Regions from separate parts of the Homo sapiens genome. Here all the other regions are linked to region 1. Evidence: chromatin contacts called from ENCODE Hi-C or POLR2A ChIA-PET data. All regions are on one chromosome and are shown on one strand. Each heading gives the region's core, a stretch centred on a gene start or an enhancer-like site at or near the end of the contact. The rest is flanking DNA. Distances are from core to core; before and after follow the strand shown.

Region 1 (3,706 bases), core at 575-3,074:
ATGACTGCCCAGCTGGGTTTCAGACTTGCATAGGGCCTGTAGCCCCTTTCTTTTGGTTGATTTCTCCCTTTTGGAGTGGGAGTATTTACCCAATACTTGTACCTCTTTTGTATCTTGGAAGTAACTAACTTGTTTTTGACTGTACAGGCTCATAGGTGGAAGGGACTTGTGTTGTCTCAGATAAGACTTTGGACTGTGGACTTTTGAGCTAATATTGGAATTAGTTGAGACTTCGGGGGGCTACTGAGAAGGGGATGATTATACTTTGCAATGTGAGAAGGACATGAGATTTGGAGGGGCCAGGGGCAGAATGATATGGCTTGGATCTGGTCCCCACCAAATCTCATATCAAAATGTAATCCCCAGTGTTGGGAGGTGGGGACTGGTGGGAGGTGACTGGATCATGAGGGTGGAGTTCCCATGAATGGTTTAGCACCATCCCCCTTTGGTGCTGTATAGTGAGTGCTCACAAGATCCGGTTATTTAAAAGCGTGTGGTACCCCCGATCCCTGGTCCCAATGCTGCCATGCAAGATGCCTGCTCTCACTTTGTCTTCCATCATGACTGTAAGTTTCCTGAGGCCTCCCCAGTCATGCTTCCTGTACAGCCTGCAGAACCACATGTGAGCCAATCAAACCTCTTTTCTTTATAAACTACCCAGTCTCAGTTTTTGTTTTTTTTTTTTTTTTTTTTTTTTTTTTTTGAGACAGAGTCTTGCTCTGTTGCCCAGGCTGGAGTGCAGTGGTGTGATCTTGGCTCACTGCAAGCTCTGCCAGTTATTTCTTTACAGCAATGAGAGAATGGACTAATATAGCCCCCATATGAACTATCTTCCTCCTTCTGAAAGAAGGCTTGGCCATCTTTTGGTTTTCTTTCTTCCTTACTTTTTCAACATTCTCTCTCTTCCTTTGTGGCAGCTGAGGCCTGTCCTGGCCTGAGAATGAGCAGGTTTAGAGGTATCTATTTATTGCCACAAGTCTTGTACAAACTTTTCTTGTGGTGCTGACAAGCATGGTCTCTGTTCCATTTAAGAGGTAAGATCTGAAACTCAGTGTGGGCTTGGGACAGCCTTTTGGCCTATTTCATTCTGTACTATTCAAGCCTACCTAGCTTAGGCACATGTGTTGTCACATCCAGCCCATGGACTTGATTACACAAGGGGATAAACCTGGACTCAGGTTTATAATGTGCTTGCCAGGCACTGCTGTCCTTCTCAGGAAAGGGTTGCCGAGGCATAGTAAGATTGGATTGGGATCTGTTGGATCATGGGAAAATTTTCCTGCCCAAATATTTATCTTACTGCAAAGTCAAAATGGCCTGTAAGCCAGAGTTCACTGTCCAGCTCCAGCCCTCCTCAATCCAGGAGTGTCTGGTGAACTGTATCACAACACAGTAGGTGTATTAGTTGTGCCTGCTTTTATGCTAAGGCTTAAGAATTCAGCTGATTCGGCTGGGCGTGGTAGCTCACTCCTGTAATCCCAGCACTTTGGGAGGCCAAGGCAGGCAGATTACCTGATGTGAGGAGTTCAAGACCAGCCTGTCCAGCAATGGTGAAACTCCATCCCTACTAAAAATACAAAAAATTAACTGGGCGTGGGGGCGCATGCCTGTAATCCCAGATACCCAGGAGGCTGAGGCAGGAGCATCACTTGAACCCGGGAGGTGGAGGCTGCAGTGAGCTGAGATGGCACCACTGCACTCCCGCCTGGGTGACAGAGCAAGACTCCATCTCAAAAATAGTAATTCAGCTGATTCACTTCCTAGTCATTTCTAGAGTTGGACTGTGTATTTTTCTGTGACCCGTAACAGTTTCTGAGTCAGAACTACCATATGTCTGTGAACCAATCTGAATTTGATACGGACAACTCCAAGCTGCCTACAGCTTTATAAAAAGAGTTCTTCCAGGTCTATGTGTCCTTTAATCATACACATTTTAGGACTCCAGTGTGCCTGCTCTGGGAAATGCAATGCTAGCCTACATCGGGCCTTTTTCAGTGGTGTGTTAGAAACTGACTGAGGGGGTGGGGGATCCACAATTTGCAGCATTTACTAACTTCTATGATACAAATACTCCTACCATTGTCCATTAAAAGCTACCAACCTGATGTCACTGAACATCAAGTTGGGAAGAGATGCACACAATTGGTTCTCCTCTGGGGAGCCAGCAAAAGCCAGCTGCAACACACCACGGCTTTGCACATTTTTAAAAAGGCACCCCCTGGTGGATGTATTAAGACAGGTATCCCCTTTGGGCAAATTAGAAAAAGACACCTCTTCTGGGGAGACCTGTGCCACATGTACACCTTGGTGAGAAGGCAAGAGCCCCTTCCTCCACACGTAGCTTGTTGAGGGGAATGTGAACTAGATTTTAAAGTCCATTCGCCTCCTTAACTATGTACTTTTGTGCAGTGCAAAATCAGCACAACTTTACAAGGCAGTCCTGCCACTGATTCATGACCATCGTGTAGTTAAATAAAACGGATGGAATAGAAGACAGCCAAGTTACCTAGCAGCCTGAAAGACTACTTTATGTGGATAATTATAGGATGATATTGCCAGTTGAAGTATTAGTTGTTCTTAAAATTAGTCTAATTAATAGAAGGCTATTATTGATAAAAAGGGCCCCCGACTATACCATTCCGAAGATAGACATGATATAGCTAAAAAGACTTGGGAAATGTGATACCTACAGTACCACATATTTAGAGTCCAACTCATTAAATATATTGATCTTTAGTGACTTAAATGCTAACAATAGTCAAACACAGGCATAATGTGAATATTTAAATTTAATGTAGTTCTTCCCTATTTAACAGTTTTCTGTAACTCCTATTTAGCCTACCAATTACCCTGTGAAAGTTATCCTCCCCCCTTTTTTACAGATGAGAAAGCAGGCTGAGAGATCAAATAACTCAAGGTGACTCAGAAAATAATTCAAGGTGACTCCTCCTTTTAAAACTAAATATGTAATGGATAATATGCAACTGATTTCTTGTGAAATATAACATTTATGTTTTTAGATTTTCTTTGCCTTTAACTCAAGCTAAGTCCAGTTTAAACCTGTACTTTTTGTAATTAGCCAAATCAAATGATCATAATTCAAAGATGCTAAAACAGAATGCTACATAGTGATGCTGAGAAATACTGTCAATTAGCCAGCAAACAGTAATCTGAATTTGCGCAGGATGATCATTCTAATTTAGATATAATGGAAAGATTTTAGATAAAATAGAAAACTTTTTAAAGAAATTCAACTATATCCTAAAACTTGACCTGGTCAAACTTATTCCATATTATATTCAGTTGCTCTAATATACAGCAGGTTGATACTAAAATAATGACAGAATTTGGCTGGTCTAAACATACAAATATATTTTCCCCCTTTTCTTTCTTTGGGAAAATAAGAAAAAAAACATTACTCTGTTTACTCAGAAAGCAAGGAGAGCAGCACCTTCTCCTGGACTCCGTGACTGTCAGCCATCTTGTCATCACAAAAAGGTGAGGGGTGCCAGGATTTCACTATGCTGCTCCTTCACTGGAAAGGGAAGGAAATGCTCCAGCTGTTTTAATCAGTGACATTTATTAACATGCTTCAAAAGTGACCAAAGTGTCCAGCCAGCACAATAGCCGAGGCAATCAACGTTCTCTTAGTGTGTGATCTCCTCCAAAACACCAAATAAATAGGTTTAGGAATAACCTCAAATAA
Region 2 (3,273 bases), core at 538-3,037, 170 kb after region 1:
GCAGTCAGTCTAGCTTTTCGGGCAGCATGGAAATCATTGAGGTCTCCTGAGAAGAAAGACACTTGTGACTTCTATAGACAATTTTTTTTTCTTGTTCACAAAAAAATTCCCTGTAAATCTGAAATATATATATGTACATACATATATATTTTTGGAAAATGGAGCTATGGTGTAAAAGCAACAGGTGGATCAACCCAGTTGTTACTCTCTTAACATCTGCATTTGAGAGATCAGCTAATACTTCTCTCAACAAAAATGGAAGGGCAGATGCTAGAATCCCCCCTAGACGGAGGAAAACCATTTTATTCAGTGAATTACACATCCTCTTGTTCTTAAAAAAGCAAGTGTCTTTGGTGTTGGAGGACAAAATCCCCTACCATTTTCACGTTGTGCTACTAAGAGATCTCAAATATTAGTCTTTGTCCGGACCCTTCCATAGTACACCTTAGCGCTGAGACTGAGCCAGCTTGGGGGTCAGGTAGGTAGACCCTGTTAGGGACAGAGCCTAGTGGTAAATCCAAGAGAAATGATCCTATCCAAAGCTGATTCACAAACCCACGCTCACCTGACAGCCGAGGGACACGAGCATCACTCTGCTGGACGGACCATTAGGGGCCTTGCCAAGGTCTACCTTAGAGCAAACCCAGTACCTCAGACAGGAAAGTCGGGGCTTTGACCACTACCATATCTGGTAGCCCATTTTCTAGGCATTGTGAATAGGTAGGTAGCTAGTCACACTTTTCAGACCAATTCAAACTGTCTATGCACAAAATTCCCGTGGGCCTAGATGGAGATAATTTTTTTTTCTTCTCAGCTTTATGAAGAGAAGGGAAACTGTCTAGGATTCAGCTGAACCACCAGGAACCTGGCAACATCACGATTTAAGCTAAGGTTGGGAGGCTAACGAGTCTACCTCCCTCTTTGTAAATCAAAGAATTGTTTAAAATGGGATTGTCAATCCTTTAAATAAAGATGAACTTGGTTTCAAGCCAAATGTGAATTTATTTGGGTTGGTAGCAGAGCAGCAGCACCTTCAAATTCTCAGCCAAAGCAGATGTTTTTGCCCTTTCTGCTTCACTGCATGGATACAGTTGGTAAAATGTAATAATATGGCAGAATTTTATAGGAAACTTCCTAGGGAGGTAAATTATGGGAAGATTAAGAAAGGTACAAATTGCTGAGGAGAAGCAGGAAACCTGTTTCCTTAGTGGCTTTTATCCCCTCGGCATGCGATGGGGCTGATGTTTCTATGATTGCCTCAGACTTTCACATTTACTAGTAGGGCTGAGAGAGGCTTTAGTGAGGAAGGAATATTCAGAATAAAACGGTTGAGAAAGCTGAGAAGACCATTGAGTTTTGATCAGTTGTGAATAGAGTGCAAAGCCATGGCCAAGCTGTTTTTGGAAACGCTGGCCGGCGTGTCTTCAGTGGAAAAAGCAAATCAAAATGGAGCGAGAGCAAAGGGGCGTCCTCAGTCCTCAACCTACAATCACTGTATGGAATCGGTCCTGGCAGCTGAACATAGGAGGTCACTGGAACAAGTGATAGTGCAGATTGGCTTTCAAACATCCTCCTGGCTTGAGTTTTATCAGCTACAATGTGGGTCCTCTTTTGAAGCCTTAATTCACAACAGCAGCTTTTTGGGGGTGGGGCTGGGCGGGTGTTGTCATTGTTCTTTCCCTTCCTGTAAGTGTCGCTAGTTGCTGCCTCGTATCTCAGGTTTTTCTCTGTTTTTGAGAAATGGACAGTTTTTTGACCAGGATGTGACTTCATGTTTCCTATGGTGACTTCTAAAACCAGCACAGAATGATATGACTCAACACAGACCGACTTGGTTATGGGGATGATGAGCCGCACAGACCTCACTAGTTGTGCACAAATAATGTGCTATGATGGGGTGTAAAGTGAAGGCAGAAGAGGGTCAGCCGCATTGTTATGATACTGGGAAAGTGCTGGTCAACGATTTGAGTTAGTTTTTAGATATACATTGAAATCTTTAATCAGACATTCTCAAGTTTCACACAGTAGTTTTTGATGTTATGTACACACACACCAAATGTGTAACAGTTCACCACTTCCAGAGTGTGGTCATGCCCAAAACATGTTTAAGAAAGGAAAGCAGTAGCTCCTTGCTAACGATGTTTCAGGAGGTTTGGGGGACTTGGTTTTAATGAGCTTCTGTCATTTAGGGCTTCTCTTGGCCATGGTCCCCCTTCCTTCTGGAACTGTGATGTAGTCACATCCTACAGCCTTTAGTGCTGGTTCACTAGTGTCAGATAATCAGTTCTTGGAATCGAGACTGCCGTGGCGAAGGGGTGGCCTCGGAGGCAGGCTCTGGAGCTGCTTGGATGTCTTTAGGTGGGGTGGTGGCTGGCTCTCTTCAGCATGTAATTGGGGAAACCCTCGCGTCTACTAGGGGTGATACAGATGGTGATTTTAAAGAGCAAAACTAGACTTCTATGTGAGAAGTGCTGGAAAATGATTTAGGACATGTGTAAAGTTAGATGGAAAGACTGTAAATGTTTAATATGAATATAGTGTTCTTTTGAAGTAAGGCCAGCTGTTGAACGGTTAAACTGTGCATTTCTCATTTTGATGTGTCATGTATGTTAATGTATGAAATGATTAAATAAAATCAAAACTGGTACCTGTTTATACATAAATACGAGAAAAGACCTATCTTTGCAGCCATAAACTCGGTGGGAACACCACCACTCAAGTTGCCAAAGGAGGCAGTGGTGAAACCTGTCCTGTTCTCACTTAAATGAGGATTTAGCTCAAAATAAAGTGGTGGTGTCATCAGGTTTATTCCGTGTTCTGTCATTCACATGGAACACCGGATGATTAGCTAACAGTTTAGTGCCAGCCTTCATTCTTTACTGTGTACGTTAAATGCACACTACAGTGAAAAAGCCTAAGACACTTGGTAAATATTTTCTAGCTGACTGATTCCAGAACACACAAGTACATGGTAGGAAAAAAAAGGCCAGCTACACACACATGGCCCATTTCGATATAACATGTAAATGATGTTACGATTCCTACAGGAAAAACAGGAAGGGCAATTGTTGAAGAGCTGTCCTTTGTCCTTGCCACATACATCTCAACAACCTCTCTGCTCATGACACTAGATTTGATGACTTATGAGACTAGAAACTTAGTCTCATCAGTTTCATAAAAATTAGGCATTGAAGGAATAAAGCTTCAGTGCAAACAGATGGAATATTGACTACAGAAAGAATCACAGGTGACCTTGAAGTTGGTTGAGTTGAA
Region 3 (3,686 bases), core at 1,036-3,535, 140 kb before region 1:
GTGCCTGCCCAGCTGTGTTTAGACAGAAAGTTTTTGATAAAGGAAAAAGAGTTTTTGGGTCACATTTTTCCACTAGGAAGACTGAAAAGTCCGTAGCACTCAAGCCCAGGCAGATGTCACAGTGATGGGAAAAGAAGGGCTTTGGGGACCTGCCCACTTCAAAAACAGTTTTTCTCATCCTTTGCCTTCGGCTCCTAACCCAGCTTGGTGTTTTCCTAAGGGAGCTACAAATTCTGGAGCATCCCATGAGGATGATTTGCTGGCCTCGGTCATTAGGGGGAAAGGATGTTCTCAGAAAAACAGCCCTGCACGCTGGTCAGCAGAGATCTTGAGGTCGTGGCCACGACTGGACTTGGTGCAGAGCTGAACCCGAGACTCCAGCTGCTCGCTGAGTTCGTCCAGAGCCCCGGTGCAGGACTCCAGGCTCTCGGCCAGTTTCTGAATCTTGGCCTTCAGCACGGCCTGGCTAACCTTGGTGTCCCCCTCCGCCCGCCTGGGGATGAGGAAGCCACGTGAGCCAAAGAAGACGATGAAGTAGACAGAATTGTACAGGGCGATGGAGGCGTTCCTCCCGCACTGCAGCAGCTGGCGGTCCCCGCAGCCCTGCCAGCGGCAGAAAAACTCGAGGCAGCTCAGGATCTCTCGCATCTGGTCCTGGCAGGTGGCCGCGATCTCCTGCACCCTCCGCAGCTCCCGGGAGTTGCAGAAGATCAGCGAGAGATCGGACGTGATGGTGACGGCCCCTCCGGCTGTGGCCACCCCCAGCCCCACGGCCGACACCAGCAGCGAGGTCCCCAGGGTGACCGGGCTGAGCGAGAGCCCCACGATGGCGGCGAGGGCGCCCGTTGCGCTCAGCGAGCTGCCGGCCACGTTGGCTACGAGGGAGCGCCTGCGCAGGCGCTCCAGGCGCCGGGCCACCTCGCGCAGGCGCAGCACCTGGCCGTGCAGCCGGCCTCGGCGGTCCAGCAGCAGTCCCTGGAAGCGCCGCAGCGCGTCGGGCCCATGCGGCTCCCGGGCCGCCGGCCTCTCCATTCCCTGCGGGGACATAGACACGCGGTCAGCCTGGAGTCTCCGTGCCAGCCGCCGCTCCCGCCCTGCTGCCCGGACGCCAGCGGGAACTTGGCACGAGTTCAGCGGAGCAGCCACTGCCACGCTAGGGGAACGGGTCTGTTTCCAGTGGATCATGAGACGAGTTCTCAAAGACCTGTTCTGGAATCCGGGGGGAGCCACACAAGTTCTCAGGACCTTATCTCTGCATATGGAAATAGGAATAATGCTATCTTCTGCTTCTCTCCCAGGGAACGTTAACGATGGGCTTCATCAGCTATGTGTTAAATAAGATTTAAACTGGGAGGGGCGTGGTATTAGAAGGCTTCTCCAGTACTGAGGCCTTTGCTCTACTTAAGATAACACTTTGTAAGTGGTGGGTTGTACAGTTTACAAAGCCCTTTCATCATGTGAAAATTGGATCCTAGGAGTTTTGCAACACACTTTTCTCTCTCTCTAATGAATGAAAAAGACTTCACCAAAACCTCAAAAATCGTATTTTCTACCAAGCAGAAGAAACATCTAAGTTAGATGCTTGCCTGAAGCAACTCTTCTGCTTGTGATTCTTCCAGGCTCTTTTCTTAGAATCAAGCCTAAAATGAGATTTGCACTGTTTATTCTAACTAGGGCTCCTTGGATCTTCAGAAACATCAGTCTTTGCTGGGTGCTTGATTTAAACTAAGTCACATTAAATTAATACCATTATGTCTCTTTGTTATGAAAGTTTTCTTTTAAAAATGAGTAATGGTTGAATAAAATAAAGTGGCCAAAATTTTTGTTCAACAACTTCTACCACGTTGAAGCCAACTGAAGATGACTGACAAAGATACGAACAAGTTGTACATCTTGGGGGAAAAGTATATTCATCCTAGTTGCAGATTCCCACCTTCATGTCCACTGTACTCTTCATTATTAGGAACTTCTTAAAAGTGGCAAATGAGCCATAGAAATAGAGCATTTCAAAACTGAGCTATCAGGGCAGAAATCATTCTCATCTGGAAGAATTGCCTGCATCAGACATCAGATTCTAGAAGCAGCTGATTCTTCACAGAGCCCAGTCTAGAATCCTCATCTCCTTATTCACAGGACTTAATTTTACTTCCATGCTTCCATAATCCAACCCACCAGGGATAATTTTCCAGGTGAAAAGAGAAAATGAGAAAAAGTCATCCCGAATATATGCCTCAGGGTTCCCCACTTACCATTCACTTCTGTCTGCCTCCAGGAAAGTAAAATCTGAGGCTGTTTCTGGATGAGTGTGCTTTATAGTTCCAGAGAACCAATGGCTGCCCTGGGAAAGCCTTGTCTCATTCTGAGAATTTGCCATTTCCTGTCATGACCCCTGCTGCCTTCATCTAGAAGGACGTGACATGGTGGAAAATGACCTGCCAGCACAGCACATCCCGTATTTAGGAAACGAACATTGTGTGTTCGCTTTCCCCTGAACGCAGGAAGAGAACCACAGGCTCTTCCCTAACTTGAAACAAGTGTGTTGTCATTCTCCCAGTGGGATACCCTGCCTTTCCTGAGAATAGCTAATGACGCGATAGAGAAGGCCTTCAAACGCACCCCAGGCTGACCAATTATAGTGTTTCTTGAGGCCACCATTACAAAATCATATTTTAAAAGAAAAGGGAGGGGGTGGAAAACCCTCATATCTGACATAGCCGCTCATACTCCACTGCTGTATTTTTAAAAGCGTTGTGAATCTGTGAGTGGCTGGAGCCTGGGATCATTTGGCATGCAGCGGGTACCCTGCAGTCCTAAGAATGCAAGGCCACACCCACAGGAAGTGCTGCGTGCAGTTTTGGGCATCTCCAGCTGTGGAGAAGACATTGGCGGTCTCAGAAAGGGCACACTCCAGGTCACATGCATCAGAAAAATCAGTGGGGTCAGGCTGCATGAGGAGCTAATTGTACACTTTCAACCACAATAGGGCATTGGCTTCCCAGGTTTTCATTTGAAGTAGCAATTGTAGCCCATGTGATAGGGAAATGAGTGGATTCTGTCTACAGGGTCATGAGGCATGGGCTGAAGGGCAATTATTTTGATAATTCAGCACAGAAAAGTGAATGTAGCTTCTGTGGACTTGCTGCAGACCAGACCAGATGGAACATAGATATCTCTGGGGCATTCAGAGGTGGTTGGAGCTCAGCCTAGGAATTCAGTCCTACTACATGTCCCCAAATCCATCCATCGTCCTTCTAACCCTCTCCTCCAGATAAGGAGGGCCAAATTCGTTTCTCACTTGAATAAGGATTATCTCAACTCTCTGGCTTACCTGGAAAGCCTTAACAGCCGTATCATTCTGGAACATGATTAAATCCCCCACCTTTATGACTATACTTTGTATTTATCAACACAGTATAACAACAGTAGCAACAGAAAGGACAACCATAGTCCTTTCAAACTTGATTATTCTAGATTTGGTCCACTTCCAAATATTCTTGTTACAGCTCCTCAAAGGATAGCTGTAACCTCAATCTAGATGCCTCCAGTGTGTCCTTTTGAGGTTAGAAGTGGAAGAATATCCTCCTCTATCTCCATAGACATGGTCACTCCAAATGGGATGTGGGCCAGCGCGAATTGGGGAGGTAGACAAGAGGGAACATACCACTGATTCTTCAGCTGACACATGT
Region 4 (3,680 bases), core at 257-2,756, 140 kb after region 1:
GTCTAGAGAATAAAGTTGCCTAAATCAGACATGTCAGACTGAGGCATAACAGAATTACTCTTAAGAGCAATTAAAGTACTTTACTGCAAAATAAACATTTTCAGTATTTTCCATTTTTAATGTTAGAGTTGTCTCCTTTGTGTGATGGTAAAGCAACAGATTTTCTTTCCAGTATGGAGAGAAGAGAGAACTGTCCTCTACAGGTGAAGGTGTACTCTAGTTTTTCACATATATTCTAAAATAAGCAAATGAAAGGATTGTGTTTATGTTACAAAAAGGGAGTTTTGTTTTACAAAAGAATTAAACTACTTGAGAACTACAAAAGAATTTAATGGCTGGGCACGGTGGCTCACGCCTGTAATCCCAGCGCTTTGGGAGGCCAAGGCGGGCTGATCACCTGAGGTTGGGAGTTCGAGACCAGCCTGACCAACATGGAGAAACCCCGTGTTTACTAACAATACAAAATTAGCCGGGCATGATGGCGCATGCCTGTGATCCCAGCTACTCGGGAGGCTGAGGCAGGAGAATTGCTTGAACCCGGGAGGTGGAGGTTGCGGTGAGCGGAGATCGCACCATTGCACTCCAGCCTGGGCAACAAGAGTGAAACTCCATCTCCAAAAAACAACAACAACAAGAATTTAACCGCATAGTTCAAAAACTGTGAAACCATATGAACTATATGCAGATGATTTAAAATACAAAAGTTAAATTTGCATATGACTTTTTAGGAAAATGTCTTCCATAAAGTAGAGCTTTATATCAATATTATTTCTTTGTATAACCATGGAATCCATTCACAATATAGGGTGGGAGGGCAGTTCTCTTTGATTCTGCCTTCCTTGAAGGCGGCTCTGCCAGTTGATAAATCCCTAGTGACTTGCTCCCTATTTAAATGAAGGCATGAGTGGAAAGGCCCTCTGTCTCTCCCTGCAGGAAACCATCTTTAAAGTCATGGAACTGCTAAAAGGAGAGGGATCTATTTTTAGAACTTTGGCCTTAAAAACATTTTAAGAATATCAGTAAGCCACAGTAAAGTGCTACTTTTGTTTATTATGTAAATATACTTTCATTTAAAGAAAATACTGTGATATATAACTGATTGCATGGGTGAGAGGGAAGAGAAAAGAGTGACTAATTGGAATTGTTTAGTAGAGTTGTTATATGTATTTTATTTTACTTGGCAGATTTTTCCCCCCCAAAATGGAATGGTGGTTCACGTTTGCTTTTACAGAAAATCATATTTATAATTGGAATTGTGAAGGAGGTGATCTTAAGGGAAGACGTTTTCATGGCTGAATTAGGAGAAGGTGTTATCTAAATGAGGAATGCCTTAGAAGCTGTACCAGATGTTTTCTGTGTCGGAAGTAGTATCTATGTTTTTATTTGTAAACATGCATTCTTTTGGTTGGATTTATGGAAGACTAACAGAAACATGGGTTTTAGCATTGCGGTCTGGCTGCCTGTGCATCCACAGCTGTAGAGGCCAAGACGCTTCTCTGCCTGCAGGGACTGCCCATCCCTGTTTCTCAGCAGGCTGGAAATAGCTGTGTATTTGTCTTCCTTCCTCTTAGCACAGATACTTCCAGAGTAGGGGGCACAGTCATTCTTAGGTTCAGGTCCATGTTAGGGAAACACATGTGGGTTACTATGACTTTGTTTTCTGCATTCCCAGATGATAAACAGCATAAAATTAGGAATAGGAGAAACTTGGCAAGATTGGACAGTGAGCCAAGTCTTCAGACAACTTTAAAAAATAGGCGCAAATTTTTTCAAGAAGCTTATCAGTTTTTCGGTACTGCTTTTCACAGTAAATAGCGGATAACGGACTGATGTTATGTCTTGTAATGGAATCTAGCTTGGAGTCCCTGGGACAACAAAGTTATGATAAGGGCAGATAAGAGGACGCTTGATTCTTTGTCTCCGTTAGCCATTTGGAGCAGAACGTTTGCATAAATGAACTTTTCTTCTGAAGTGGATCTTGTTTGTAAGAGAACTTACGAAAGGAAGAGGGACATTTTAAGCATGTTTCAAAACTGAGTTGCTGGTGAGGCCACAGTTAGTTTTTAGAGGTCCAAGGGAAATCAGGCAGTGTCTCATCTGTTGTTAATTAATGAAACGAAACTGGAGTCACTAGAGTGCAGCAGTGAATGAAAGGTCAGTGAATGGAAAAAACTGTCAATGAAGGAGGATGTCAGCAGAGTGGAACATTGTCATAGATAAAGATCAGTGAAAATGTGCTCTGGCTGAGGTAGGGTTTTCTGGAAGTGACTGGGAGCCAGTCTGGGACATTTCAAGCCAAACTGAGCACTAAATGAATGTTCTGATTGCAGCTAAATCTGTTAAATATTTTTAAATATTTGTTTGAGTTTGTTCTAGATATCAGTTGAGAAAGATTTGTGAAAAAGAGGCTTCTTTTTGTTTTATAATGTGTTTTACAGTGTAGTGTTGTTTTGTTTGGCTCTTTTGTTTTGAAGCTGAACAATGGTTTCTTTCTCTCCTTTCTGTTCTCTGTCTTAGAACTTTCTAGAGCCACACTTACTTTTGAGGTCCACTGAAATCAAAGTGATCTAGGATCACTGTACCAATTAACGATAGAACTGGACCTCGAACAGCCTGGCTGATGGCTCAGTTTATGATTATTGCAGAATTGCATCTCCTCTGAAAGTTGTTCTGTGGGGGGTGACCTGACAGCCAAGGTCTACTACCAACTTGTAAATGGTGGTCATGAACAAACCAGTGACCATATTTACATTTCAACCAGTTCATCTGTAAACTTTGTTATTGGTGTCATGTGAAATTGCCTTTAAAGAGATTCTCCTTTCTCTGTTCTTGTCGGATCTTCTTCCTTCTCCCTCATTGAAGCCTTTGAGCGATATAGCTTTGGGGAAACAAGGCTCTTCCATCAGTTTGGGAGAGGACCATGGCCTTTTTAGCCTGGTCACAGCTGGGGAGGCCAGGACCCCATGAATATCATCAGCAAGGCTGTCCCTGCATCCAAGGGAGAGTTGAAAGTAATTCCATAGGATTTAGAAAAGTAGACTTATAACCTGGCTCTTCCGGTTATTATATTACGTGATTCTGAGCCTATATTATGTGATTCTGAGCCTTATCTATAAATGGGATTAGTAGTAACACCTATCTCATAGGGCAGCTGTAAGAGTGTGTAAATACCTATAGAGTGCTTAGAGCAATGTTTGTCACGCAGTAAGTGTTCAGTACATTCTAGGATTACATACATTATTTATAAAAATAATCATTTATAAGGTTCAAATGAAATTCAAGTGGTGTTTCCTTGGATTCTCTGTTTTCTCTTTGAGAACATTTATTGGAATATTGTTTTGTTGGATGTATGTATGTATTTTTTTGAGACAGGGTCTCACTTTGTCACCCAGGCTGGAGTGCAGTGGTGCGATCACAGCTCACTGCATCATCAACCTCCTGGGCTCAAACAGTCCTCCCACCTCAGCCTCTCAAGTAGCTGGAACTACAGGAATACTCCACCATGCCTGGCTAATTTTTTCTTTCTTTCTTTTTTTTTTTTTTTTTTTTTAACAGAGATTGGGTTTATCCATGTTGCCCAAGCTGTTTTGTTGAATTTAAATGACAACCATTCCAGGAACTGTTTTAGAGCCAGAATTGAAAAATATATGAAGACAGTTCTTTAGAGAAACACCAGAACT

What was found. A loop is a pair of places that touch in the nucleus more often than their neighbours do. ChIA-PET counts read pairs that join two places held with the same protein, here RNA polymerase II (POLR2A). Pooled maps may share reads with other maps.
Region 2: a pooled map shows a loop between it and region 1 (3-fold over the local background). The contact joins two enhancer-like sites. A Hi-C loop is called at or near these places in 5 of 168 maps with a recorded cell type or tissue (CD4-positive, alpha-beta memory T cell, CD8-positive, alpha-beta T cell, OCI-LY7 and 2 more), 6 of 37 single-sample maps with no recorded cell type and 13 of 50 pooled maps. POLR2A ChIA-PET finds 5 or more read pairs at or near these places in 1 of 52 experiments (activated naive CD4-positive, alpha-beta T cell).
Region 3: a loop to region 1 is called in a pooled map, with 3 times the contacts of the local background. The contact joins the promoter of APOLD1 here to the enhancer-like site in region 1. A Hi-C loop is called at or near these places in 4 of 50 pooled maps. POLR2A ChIA-PET finds 5 or more read pairs at or near these places in 3 of 52 experiments (CD8-positive, alpha-beta memory T cell, Caco-2 and OCI-LY7).
Region 4: a map of transverse colon shows a loop between it and region 1 (2.6-fold over the local background). The contact joins two enhancer-like sites. A Hi-C loop is called at or near these places in 5 of 168 maps with a recorded cell type or tissue (CD4-positive, alpha-beta memory T cell, Caco-2, IMR-90 and 2 more), 3 of 37 single-sample maps with no recorded cell type and 12 of 50 pooled maps. POLR2A ChIA-PET finds 5 or more read pairs at or near these places in 1 of 52 experiments (GM12878).

Annotation. Positions count from the first base shown.
Region 1 is chr12:12,644,174-12,647,879 of GRCh38, reverse strand. CREBL2 (cAMP responsive element binding protein like 2) reads right to left here. Exons shown (of 4, transcript NM_001310.4): 4 at 2,772-3,706. Among named protein-coding and RNA genes, the nearest start is that of CREBL2, 34 kb to the right of the region's middle. RefSeq lists a silencer at 2,285-2,344 and an enhancer at 3,369-3,706. Within about 2 kb of position 1,824, at least 2 of the 41 ENCODE cell types and tissues checked have a DNase peak (open chromatin) inside an H3K27ac peak, as active enhancers do; they include GM12878, where a contact is called at or near this core.
Region 2 is chr12:12,473,610-12,476,882 of GRCh38, reverse strand. It overlaps DUSP16 (dual specificity phosphatase 16), which reads left to right. Exons shown (of 7, transcript NM_030640.3): 7 at 1-3,273. The coding sequence ends at 50. Among named protein-coding and RNA genes, the nearest start is that of DUSP16, 88 kb to the left of the region's middle. Within about 2 kb of position 1,787, at least 7 of the 41 ENCODE cell types and tissues checked have a DNase peak (open chromatin) inside an H3K27ac peak, as active enhancers do.
Region 3 is chr12:12,784,258-12,787,943 of GRCh38, reverse strand. APOLD1 (apolipoprotein L domain containing 1) reads right to left here and starts at 2,285. Exons shown (of 2, transcript NM_030817.3): 1 at 2,250-2,285; 2 at 1-1,035. The coding sequence starts at 2,252. The coding sequence ends at 292. RefSeq lists silencers at 759-868, 899-998.
Region 4 is chr12:12,504,562-12,508,241 of GRCh38, reverse strand. The region is part of intron 3 of DUSP16 (dual specificity phosphatase 16); the gene reads left to right. Among named protein-coding and RNA genes, the nearest start is that of DUSP16, 56 kb to the left of the region's middle. Within about 2 kb of position 1,506, at least 13 of the 41 ENCODE cell types and tissues checked have a DNase peak (open chromatin) inside an H3K27ac peak, as active enhancers do; they include GM12878, where a contact is called at or near this core.